Regions from separate parts of the Homo sapiens genome. Here region 2 is linked to region 1. A link is an interaction called in ENCODE POLR2A ChIA-PET data of the cell type or tissue named here. Cell type or tissue: CD4-positive, alpha-beta T cell. All regions are shown on one strand. Each heading gives the region's core, and the rest is flanking DNA. Links, peaks and the distances in the headings are about the cores only.

Evidence for each region. Peaks named below come from ENCODE experiments on the same cell type or tissue, not always from the same donor. Only the 100,000 strongest peaks of a DNase experiment are listed, where the experiment ranks them.
Region 2: POLR2A ChIA-PET joins it to region 1 with 5 read pairs; 14 of 35 experiments call an interaction of 5 or more read pairs at or near these places.

Annotation. Positions count from the first base shown.
Region 1 is chr18:2,702,500-2,707,817 of GRCh38, forward strand. SMCHD1 (structural maintenance of chromosomes flexible hinge domain containing 1) reads left to right here. Exons shown (of 48, transcript NM_015295.3): 13 at 1,193-1,387; 14 at 3,195-3,308; 15 at 3,865-3,971; 16 at 5,064-5,146; 17 at 5,308-5,318. Among named protein-coding and RNA genes, the nearest start is that of SMCHD1, 49 kb to the left of the region's middle. In CD4-positive, alpha-beta T cell, for the core only: no CTCF peak of the experiment used is centred there; no DNase peak of the experiment used is centred there; H3K27ac peaks cover 274 bases.
Region 2 is chr18:2,644,512-2,649,898 of GRCh38, forward strand. It overlaps the pseudogene RNU6-340P. Among named protein-coding and RNA genes, the nearest start is that of SMCHD1, 8.5 kb to the right of the region's middle. In CD4-positive, alpha-beta T cell, for the core only: no CTCF peak of the experiment used is centred there; DNase peaks (open chromatin) are centred at 190 and 2,140; H3K27ac peaks cover 402 bases.

The DNA.
Region 1 (5,318 bases), core at 319-5,318:
GGGTAGTTTAACATTTTGGTTGTCAGACTTTCTGGTTCCTAGTTACTAATTTAATCTCCATGTCAGCTGGCAAACTGACAACAATGATTTGCTGATTTGGGAAAGAGTTGGTACCTAGTTATAGGAGTAAGTGTGGCAGCAATTTCCCAGAAACTGTATACCATATTGGACCTGTGAGTCTTTACCATGTATATATATTTCCTTTTTCATTCATATAACTTTAAAAAAATCAAATTTATTAATAACTAAGATAGTATCCTTCTTGACAGCAAGCATCAAAAACTTAGGCTGAAATTATTTTTAATTTTGCCTTACTTTCCTTTGGAAATGGTATATTATGGTATAAGGTACGTAAGAAGGAATGGAGTTCTGTAACTTTACAGACTGTCCTCTGCGAAAGCATGTAATGGGGAGATTGTCTTACCTCCTCATTGCCCTAGAGGCAGGCATCAAACAAGTGTATAGCACCTTATGCTTGAATACAGATTTCTGTATTCTCTCCCAACAGGGTGAAGAATGGTTGGCAAAAACACATCTTCTTAAGTATTATTAGAAAACACTTCAGTTTTATGAGTTTATTTTTTGGATAGGCTCTATATATAAAAGAGAAAATTAAAAAGAAAAGTACATTTTGCATAGCAGTGTTTCTCAACCTTTTTTCGTTATCACCCTCATAAGGAGTCTTTCTTGGCATCTTTTTCTCAATTGTTTTCCCCAATGAAATTTTACTACTGCAGATTTACCATCTATCTGTTTGTATATTGTATTCACGTTTATAAAGTACTTGATACACAATGAGATTTTTATCGTCCCATTGAGAATGTGGTTTACAGTTAGAAGGCCTCCACTCATCCCTTTTGTGGAGCTAGCTAGTTCTCCTCCCAGGCAGTAAGGGTTCATCAGTTTTTAGTGTATCCTAGGAATTAAAGGCGGAAAGGAAGGTTTTATTGTTGATATTGACCAGGGATACCTTGGTTCTAAGAATAATATCAAATTTTTCTTCTTTGGTAATGCATTTGTTTGAAATATCCTAAATGTGTACAGAGGAAGGATCCAGCAGAATATTTAATTTTTTATTAGGTTTTCTGAATTGGAGTATATGAAAGGAAAAAAATAAAATGAATGACAAATGTTTATGGTTATATTTGTTTGCTAGTAGCTATATTTCATAAAACATTTTAAAATTCTACAGGAACAGCGAATGAAAATTGACAGAGAATTTGCTTTGTGGCTGAAGGACTGTCATGAGAAGTATGATAAACAAATAAAATTTACACTTTTTAAGGGAGTAATTACACGTCCTGATCTTCCTTCTAAAAAGCAAGGTCCCTGGGCAACATATGCAGCAATAGAATGGGATGGAAAGATATACAAAGCAGGACAGCTGGTAGGTTTAACTTATTGTCACTTTTTTCTTATAATTTTTAATTTAATTTAAAACACATATGCAGAATCACATGTATAGAAAATAAGCTATTTTTAAAAATTTCTTTTTTTCCCATTCTCACATTTCATGAAGAACATTTATTCAGACTCTTCACAGGCCTGTTTGACATCAGTGTCTTCCATCATCTCTAAGGAAATTTAACTTATTTTTAGATTCAATTTTTAGTAGAAGTTGAGACTAAATTAGATGTATTAAAATTTAACAACAGTAACAACAAATAATGCAAATATTGGCTCCTCAGGAGCTAGGTAAGAATGAAAAGGACAAACTGATTTTAAATTCCATAATTTATTATAGCATTAAAAAAACTATTGCCAGAGGCTCAATTAACAAGGTTTTTATGGTTTCCTAAACTAAACTTTACTCACATGGAGATCTCAGTGTTTTTTGTTTGTTTGTTTGTTTTTAATGTAATGCGTTAAGTAATGATTTTTAAGTATTTTTTTGTTGAGCATCTGCTGACATAGTAAGTTACTGCACCTTTTGACTGTGTGGTGGAGAATTCAGAGATATAGGAGATGTGCTTTGCTCTTGGTGATATTATATCCTAGCAATGGGGATAGTGTAAGCATAAATAATAGGTAAGAAGTGGATCAATGCAATGGAAAGAAAGGATTAATAGTGTTTTGGCAGGTTAGAAGGAGAGAAGAGGAGAGGATTTTTTTTTTTTTTTTTTACTTTGGTTGGTCGTGTGGGCTGGAAGAACAGAGCAGATCGTTAAATACTTTGGAAAAGAAGTAACATTTGTGTGGACCTTGAAAGGGGTAGAGGCTCAGGTTTACACAGATAATTACAAGGTAGAAGGCTCTCTGTTCTCTCCATAAATGAGAGATACCATCATATATTTAAAGCTATAGAATTGGATGAGATCATCTATACTTGGTGAGTATAGCTAAAGAGGTAAAAGGATTGAGCCTGGAGCTTTCCCAACATTTAGTGGTTAGAATGAAAAGGAGGAGCTGGCAGAGGAGACTGACAGGGATAAGCTGGTGAGACAGAAGGAAACTAGCAGAATGTGACATCCCTAGAGCCAAGTGAAGAGTTACAAGAAGAAAGGAGTGATCAGTTTAGTCAAATGCTTAGTGGTAATGGAGTAAAGTGCTTTCTAGAAGGTAATCTGAGCATAGAGATGTGCGTAGGTTAAGTGCAGAAAAACAGCAAGTAGTAAGAGTTGGGTTGTCCTGCTGCCTATTGTATGTGTGAAGAGAAATAGTTTAGAAATGGGGCAGGCAAGGTAGGTTGGGATAAACTCTTATAGTCCTTGTTGGGAATTTCTGAATTGGAGTAGTGGAAATTTCCCTTAGATTTTTTAAACCAAGTAAGGAGAAGAAATATGATAGGCAAGTTTTGAGCTGATGTATTTGAAAAATAATATTAACTTGTCAAAGTTTATAAATTGCTGTTCATCATCTGAGAGCAGAATTTTATGGGGAAAAAAGGTTTCAGATATGTTGGCATTCATTATGACTGAATTTGAAGGAATTCTGGACTTGTAAGACACATGCTTAATTCTAACACATTTGTATAAAGAAGCTGCCATATTTTTACAACTATTTGTTAAGTACAGAACTTCAAAAATACAATTTTATTTTAATATTAGAATGCTGTTTTCATTAGTTTTTCTAATGATAGTTACCAAGGTTTTTTTCTTTGTAATAAAGAAGTTCTGTAAAATTATTATTAAGCCTTTTTCTCTTCGTAAATCTTAATACTGAAGCTTTTTTTTTTTTTAAAAACTAAATATTAGGTCAAGACAATCAAGACACTTCCCCTCTTTTATGGAAGCATAGTAAGATTTTTTCTTTATGGCGATCATGATGGAGAAGTATATGCTACAGGAGGAGAGGTTCAAATTGCAATGGTAAGACAGCAAGTGATAAAACATACTGAAAGTTTCTTGATAACACTTTTGCATAATTGTTAAGATACAGTATATTTCGCTAGTGACTAGTTTTCCATTGGATAAAGTGGTTGTAGTTTTTGTGTGGATTTTTATGTGTCATAAGTTGATGTTTTTAATAATCTATACAATTTAACATCATATGCTCAGTTTTTGTAAACATATATACATTATAACTAGTTACCAAATTAATTTTATAAAGTCATATTTCCTCTAGGGCCCACTAACTAGTAAACATTGGAGCCAGAATTCTATCTCAGCAATGAGTAACTACAAAACTGGAGTGGGTTTTTTCCCTATACCATGCTTTCTTGTTAATGTTTGATATGTTAGGACTACAGAGGTTATATAAAAAATATAAACAAACATTGTGGTGTAACGTAAGAATAGCTACTGTTATTTATGTACTTAATTAGGATAAAATATATTTCTTTGGAAGAAACAAATGGGTGTTTGTTTTTATTACAGCTAGATTTAAATAGTTTTCTTTGAAATGTTGGTAAATGTATTTATTCAGGAACCTCAGGCACTATATGATGAAGTAAGAACTGTGCCAATTGCAAAGCTGGATAGGACAGTTGCTGAGAAAGCTGTTAAAAAATATGTAGAAGATGAAATGGCAAGGTAAGTCACACTTCAAGATGCATGACAAAAATAAGAAAAATTGGAAAGAATTGTGCTGTAAGTATTCTGAGTATGTCATTTACTCTGCTGTTAGGGCATTTGTAGTCTTAGATATTGTACCTATTGAGATGAACTTCTTGTTGAAAAAAATTAAGAGGTCTAGTTATACAAACAGAATTCTGCATTTGTTTTGTAGACAAAGAAGGAAATCTTATATATCTAAAGTGTCACTTTTATAGGCACTATGATTAACATGTTTTAAAAAAACTCAGTTTGGCCTACAACTAGGATATTACAATACCTGCTGAGAGGTAAAGATGAGTGTATTAGTTCGTTTTCACACTGCTATAAAGATACTACCTGAGACTGGGTAATTTATAAAGCAAGGAGGTTTAATTGACTCAGTCGTGCATGGCTGGGGAGGCCTCAGGAAACTTATAATCATGGCATAAGGCGAAGGGGAAGCAAGCCATGTCTTACATGGGCGGCAGAAGAGAGAGAGAGGGAAGGGGGAACTGTCAAACACTTTAAAAATCATCAGCTCTCGTGAGAACTCACTATCAAGAGAACAGCATGGGGGAAACCATTCCTGTGATCCAATCACCGCCCACCAGGTCCCTCCCTTGACACCTGGGGATTAGAATTCGAGATGAGATTCGGATGGGGACACAGAGCCAAACCTTATCAGTGAGTTATAAAGAAGAAGAAGGAAGTAGAAAGTGGCTTTTCTTCTTGTATAGCTAATGATGCAATCATTTTGATTCTTACTGAATTTTGATTCTTAGGGGTTATCCTGTCTTCTAAAGGTAATTTGTACTATAAACAAGTAGAAAAAAAAAATCAACAAAAATTTGACAGTTTCTGGCTTTTAATTCCAAAAGGTTTTTTTTTTTCTTCTTCTTTTTTTTCAGTAGCCACAGGAATGGTTAGGGAGGAAAAAAATTTTTAGATGATTAATCGTAAAGAATTCCAGATTTAACCTTTTAAAATATATCAGCAATAAATATTTAAGTTTCTAATAACTCGTATCTTTTTAATTAAGATCATAATTAACAAAGTTTGTGGAACATTAATATGCTGGTTTCATAACAGGCTCCCTGATAGATTGTCAGTAACTTGGCCTGAAGGAGATGAATTATTGCCTAATGAGGTTAGGCCTGCTGGAACCCCTATTGGTATGTTTGTTTATTTTTCTAATACCAAAAAGTGTGCTTTTCTTTTGTCTTACATTTCCAATATGTAAAAGGTCACGAGATATTAAAATGCAATGGGAAGATTTGGCAGATTCAGCAAATTTTTGGGTGTAATTAAGATACTTTTAATTTTTGACTCATAGGTGCGTTAAGA
Region 2 (5,387 bases), core at 105-5,104, 58 kb before region 1:
TGAAACCCATGAAAAGCCAAGAAGGAGAAAATTTTCTATAAGCAGTGAGTGATTTAAAAAGTTGGTCTTTCTGTGTTGTTAGGGAACCTGGTCTATTAGCGCTGTAATTGAATCAGAATGCACAGGGTAATTATGAACAGTATGAAATATCAAGGGTTGTGGGATCTGATAATGAGGTTGATGTGGAAATAAACAGCAGCTTTCCAACCACAACTAAGCATTTGGTAAGCAATTTACAAAGCAATACTAGTCAATTTAGAAAGCTTATGATGTACTCAGGTTTTTACTGAACCTCAGGTATTACTATTATGGAAACACAGTTGACCATAATTCTAAGTGTCTCTTGTGTGAGAAAGCACTGAGCAAAAAGAGGAGGAAATTATCACAAGTGATACCTAAAAAACAACCACATATCTTTAAGGCAGCAATGGCATAAAAAAAAAAAAACAAAGCAAAACCAACTACATGACACTCCGGAAAAGGAATAAGATGAGGTGGTTTGCTCCAGTGGACATCAAAATATAATACAGCTAGAGTAATTAAGGAAGTGTAGTATTAGTAGAGAGGGTGAAAAATTGACCAACAAACAGGCTAGACAATCCAGGAACAGAGGCATGCATTTATGGAAACTTGGTATGTAACAGTACGTCACACATAATACAGCAGGGGAAGGATAAACTATTCAATAAATGATGATCAGACAATTTGAAAAAAAAAAGGAGTTGGAGCCCCTTTTAGTATAATACATAAAAATCAACTTTGCACAATTTAAGGACTAATTGTTTTTTTTTTTTTAAACGGAGTCTGTCTCTGTCACCCAGGCTGGAGTGCAGTGGCACGATCTCGGTTCACTGCAACTTCTGCCTCCCAGGTTCACGTGATTCTCCTGCCTCAGCCTCTTGACTAGCTGGGACTACAGGCGTGTGCCACCACGACCAGCTATTTTTGTATTTTTAGTAGAGACGGGGTTTCGCCATGTTGGCCAGGCTGATGTCGAATTCCTGATCTCAGGTGATCTGCCCTCCTTGGCCTCCCAAAGTGCTGGGATTACAGGCATGAGCCACCATGCCTGGCCATTAAGTGTTTTTAATAGAAAAATTTTAAACTTCAAAAATAAAATTTGAGGCCAGGTACGGTGGCTCATAACTGTAATCCCAGCACCCTGGGAGGCTGAGGTGGGTGGATCACCTGAGGTCAGGAGTTCCAGACAAGTCGAGCCAACGTGGTGAAACCCCATCTCTATTAAAAATACAAAAATTAGCTGGGCGTGGTGGCTGGTGCCTGTAATCCCAGCTACTTGGGAGGCTGAGGCAGGAGAATCGCTTGAACGCGGGAGGTGGAGGTTGCAGTGAGCTGAGATCGCAAAACTGCACTCCAGCCTGGGCTACGAGAGTGAAACTCCGTCTGAAAATAAATAAATAAATAAAATAAAATAAAATTTGAAAATGCCTTTGTATTAGAGGAATTCTTAGAGACCAAAAAGTACAAATCATAATGGAAAGAATTTGATAAGTTCAAACATACTAAGATCGAGAACTACCATTCATTAAAAGGTCTCACAAAGAAAGGGAAATTACAAATCACAAACTGGGAAAAGATGTTATATAGACATAACCAACAAAATTTGAGTTCCACAATATGTGGAGAACTTTAAAAAAATCAATAGGAAAAAATCAAGTAATTTCATCAAAAAACCAGCACATTTAGCCAGGTGTGGTGGCCCGCACCTGTAGCCCCAGCTACTTGGGAGGCTAAGGTGGGAGAATACCTTGAGCCAGGAGGCTGAGGCTGCAGTGAGCCTGATTGTGCCACTGCACTCCAGCCCAGGCAACAGAGCAAGACCCTGTGTAAAAAAAAAATAAGGCCAGGTGTGGTGGCTCACTCACGCCTGTAATCCCAACACTTTGGGAGGCCGAGGCGGGCGGATCATCAGGTCAAGAGATTGAAACCATCCTGGCCAAAATGGTGAAACCCCGTATTTTTCTACTAAAAATACAAAATTAGCTGGGCGTGGTGGCACGTGCCTGTAGTCCCAGCTCCTCGGGAGGCTGAGGCAGGAGAATCGCTTGCACCAGGGAGGCGGAAGTTGCAGTGAGCCAAGATTGCACCACTGCACTCCAGCCTGGGCACAGAGCCAGACTCCGTCTCAAACAACAACAACATCAACAAAAGGCACAAGCCATGAATAAGCATTTCATAGAAGAGGAAACACAATTAGGAAATACACGTATGAAAAGGTGCTCAATCTGTTTTTTTTTTTTTTTTTTTTTTGAGACAGAGTCTTGCTCTGTCATCCAGGCTGGAGTGCAATGGTGTAATCTCGGCTTACTGCAACTTCCGCCTCCCAGACTAAAGCAACTTTCGTGCCTCAGCCTCCCAAGTAGCTGGGATTACAGGCAGGTGCCAGAACGCTGGCTAATTTTTTGAATTTTTAGTAGAGACGGGGTTTTGCCATGTTGGCTAGGCTGGTCTCGAACACCTAGCCTCAGTTGATCTGCCTGCCTCGACTGAGTGCTGAGATTACAGGTGTGATCCACCACACCCAACCTCAATCTCATTTATAATGAGGTAGGTGCAAATTACAACCACAATGAGGTACTATTTCACATCTACCAGATTGACAAACATTTTCAAAAGTAAAACACTCCTACATGTTGACAAGGTAGTGGAGCAGCAGGTCTTCTATACTGCTGGAAAATAATTTGGCATTATCAGGTAAGTGTGTAAATTAGCCATATTCTATGACATTTCATATATAACCTATGCAATATTATATCCATTGCATAAGAACATCATGATACAACAGACACATACTCATAGAAGCTTGATTTCTAAAAAGTAAAAGCAAATAAAGAAACCAAAGACCTGGAAATAATTTAAATGTTCATTGATAGGAGAATGGAAAGACAGTGGTGTACTCGTATCAAGAAATACTATATAACAATAAAACAGAATAAAAAAAGAATGAACTACAGTAACTTGCATCAACATTATTGAATCTTACAAATATGATGAACAAAAAATGAGCAGAAGAATGTATATATGTACACATAGTTCAAAAACTCAAAAACTAAATAATTTATTACAAACAGAAGGAAAACAAATACCTACAAATTTCAGAATAGAGAATACTTCAGTAGTAGAGAGATGTCATTTTGGAAGGGGCTTACTGGGGTCTTTAAAAGCATCAATAATGCTCTTTTATTTAAGTTAATGGTTTTAAGACAGATGTGTTTGTCTTTTCACAGACGTTTAGATTATGTATACTCTTTTGTATGCATGAAATATTTCATGATATAAAAATGTAGAAACAGACTGAACAAGAAAATGTAAAGTGTTTGTAGAGGTACTGGCAGTTTAAGAACTCAATAAATTCTAAGTACCATTTTTCATATGTAAGGAAAAAATCAACTACATGTATTTTTTTTTTTTTTTTTTTTTGAGACGGAGTCTCGCACTGCTGCCCAGGCTGGAGTGCAACTGTGCGATCTCGGCTCACTGCAACCTCCGCCTTCTGGGTTCAAGCGATTCTCCTGCCTCAGCCTCCGGAGTAGCTGGGATTACAGGCATGTGCCACCACGCCCGGCTAATTTTATGTTTTTAGTAGAGACAGAGTTTCTCCATGTTGGTCAGACTGGTCTTGAACCCCTGACCGCAGGTTATCCGCCCGCCCCGGCCTAACTACGTGGATTTTTGAAGGAAAAATAATCAGTGCTTTACAATCAAAATTAACGTGTAATCAAACAGGTAACAAAAAACTTTTTTTTTTTTTTTGGAGATGGAGTCTTGCTCTGTCGCTCAGGCAGGAGTGCAGTGGCGCGATCTTGGCTCACCGCAACCTCTGCCTCCCTAGTTCAAGCGATTCTCCTGCCTCAGCCTCTCGACTAGCTGGGACTACAGGTGTGCGCCACCACAACCGGCTAATTTTTATATTTTTAGTAGAGACGGGGTTCGCCAAGTTGACCAGGCTGGTCTCAAATTTCTGACCTCGGGTGATCCGCCCACTTCAGCCTCCCAAAGTGCTGGGATTACAGGCGTGAGCCACTGTACCTGACCAAGAAAAGGATTTATAGGCATTGATAGAGTGCCTTGAAGAAAGAGAAAGGCAAAGGATTCTATCCAGATTAAAAAAGAGATTCCCTGTAGGGTGGTAAAATGGCCTGGTTCCCCCCTCCCCAAAATAGCTATATGTATATATAGGCAAATGGGATTAAAAATAACCCTTGCAAATGGCGCTTATGTCCTAAACAGCACAAAAGCAGCAGGAAGCCACTAGATGTAAACAGGTTGCCTTGTAGACATGGATGAGCCTCTACCCCTACCACCCAGAAGCATCAAACTTGTTAAAACTGGGAATGAGTCTGGGCACAGCGGCTCATGCCTGTAATCCCAGCATTTTGGTAGCCTGAGGTGGGTGGCTCACTTGGGCTCAGGGGTTTAAGACCAGCCTGGACAACATGGTGAAAACCCATCTCTACAAAAAATACAAAAATTAGACGGACATGGTGGTGCACGACCATGGTCCCAGCTACTCAGGAGGCCGAGGTGGGAAGACGGTTTGAGCCCAGAAAGTAGACGCTGCAGTGAGCTGAGATCCTGACACTGCACTCCAGCCTGAGAGACGGAATGAGACTCTTTCTCAAAAACAAAAACAAACAAACAAAAACTGGGAATGAAGGAACTCCAAAATGTTCTCTACCAGTTTGGTAGATTTGGGGCTCTAAGTCACAAATTATATTACAGAAAGTATTTTAACTGGCAAAGCCTGAATTCATGTCACTACAATTGTTTTTCTCTCTCCAGAAATAATAAAAATAAATAAATTTGAGAAGATAGAGGTATTAAAAAAATCACTTTCATCCTGTAGAATTCCCCACAAATGGGCAAAATAAAAAATAACCCCCCAAAATCACTTTCCTTGCCCTTCTTTTTTTTTTTTTTTTTTTTTTGAGACGGAGTCTTGCTCTGTCATCAGGCTGGAATGCAGTGGCACGATCTCAGCTCACTGCAACCTCTGCCTCGCAGGTTCAAGTGATTCTCCCGAGTAACTGGGACTACAGGAGCACGCCACCACACCCAGCTAATTTTTGTATTTTTAGTACAGACGGGGTTTCACCATGTTGGTCAGGATGCTCTCAATCTCTTGAACTTGTGATCTGCCCATCTCAGCCTCCCAAAGTGCTGGGATTACAGGCGTGAGCCACCACGCCCAGCCCTTGCCCTTTATTTTCCAGGTATTTTTATTTTTTTATAATGTGGAATGTTTCCCGAATTTGTGTGTCTTCCTAGTGCAGGGGCCATGCTAATCTTCTCTGTATCATTCCCATTTTAGTATATGTGCTGCCAAAGCAAGCACAATTTTCTAGGTATTATTATTTGGGGGAAAT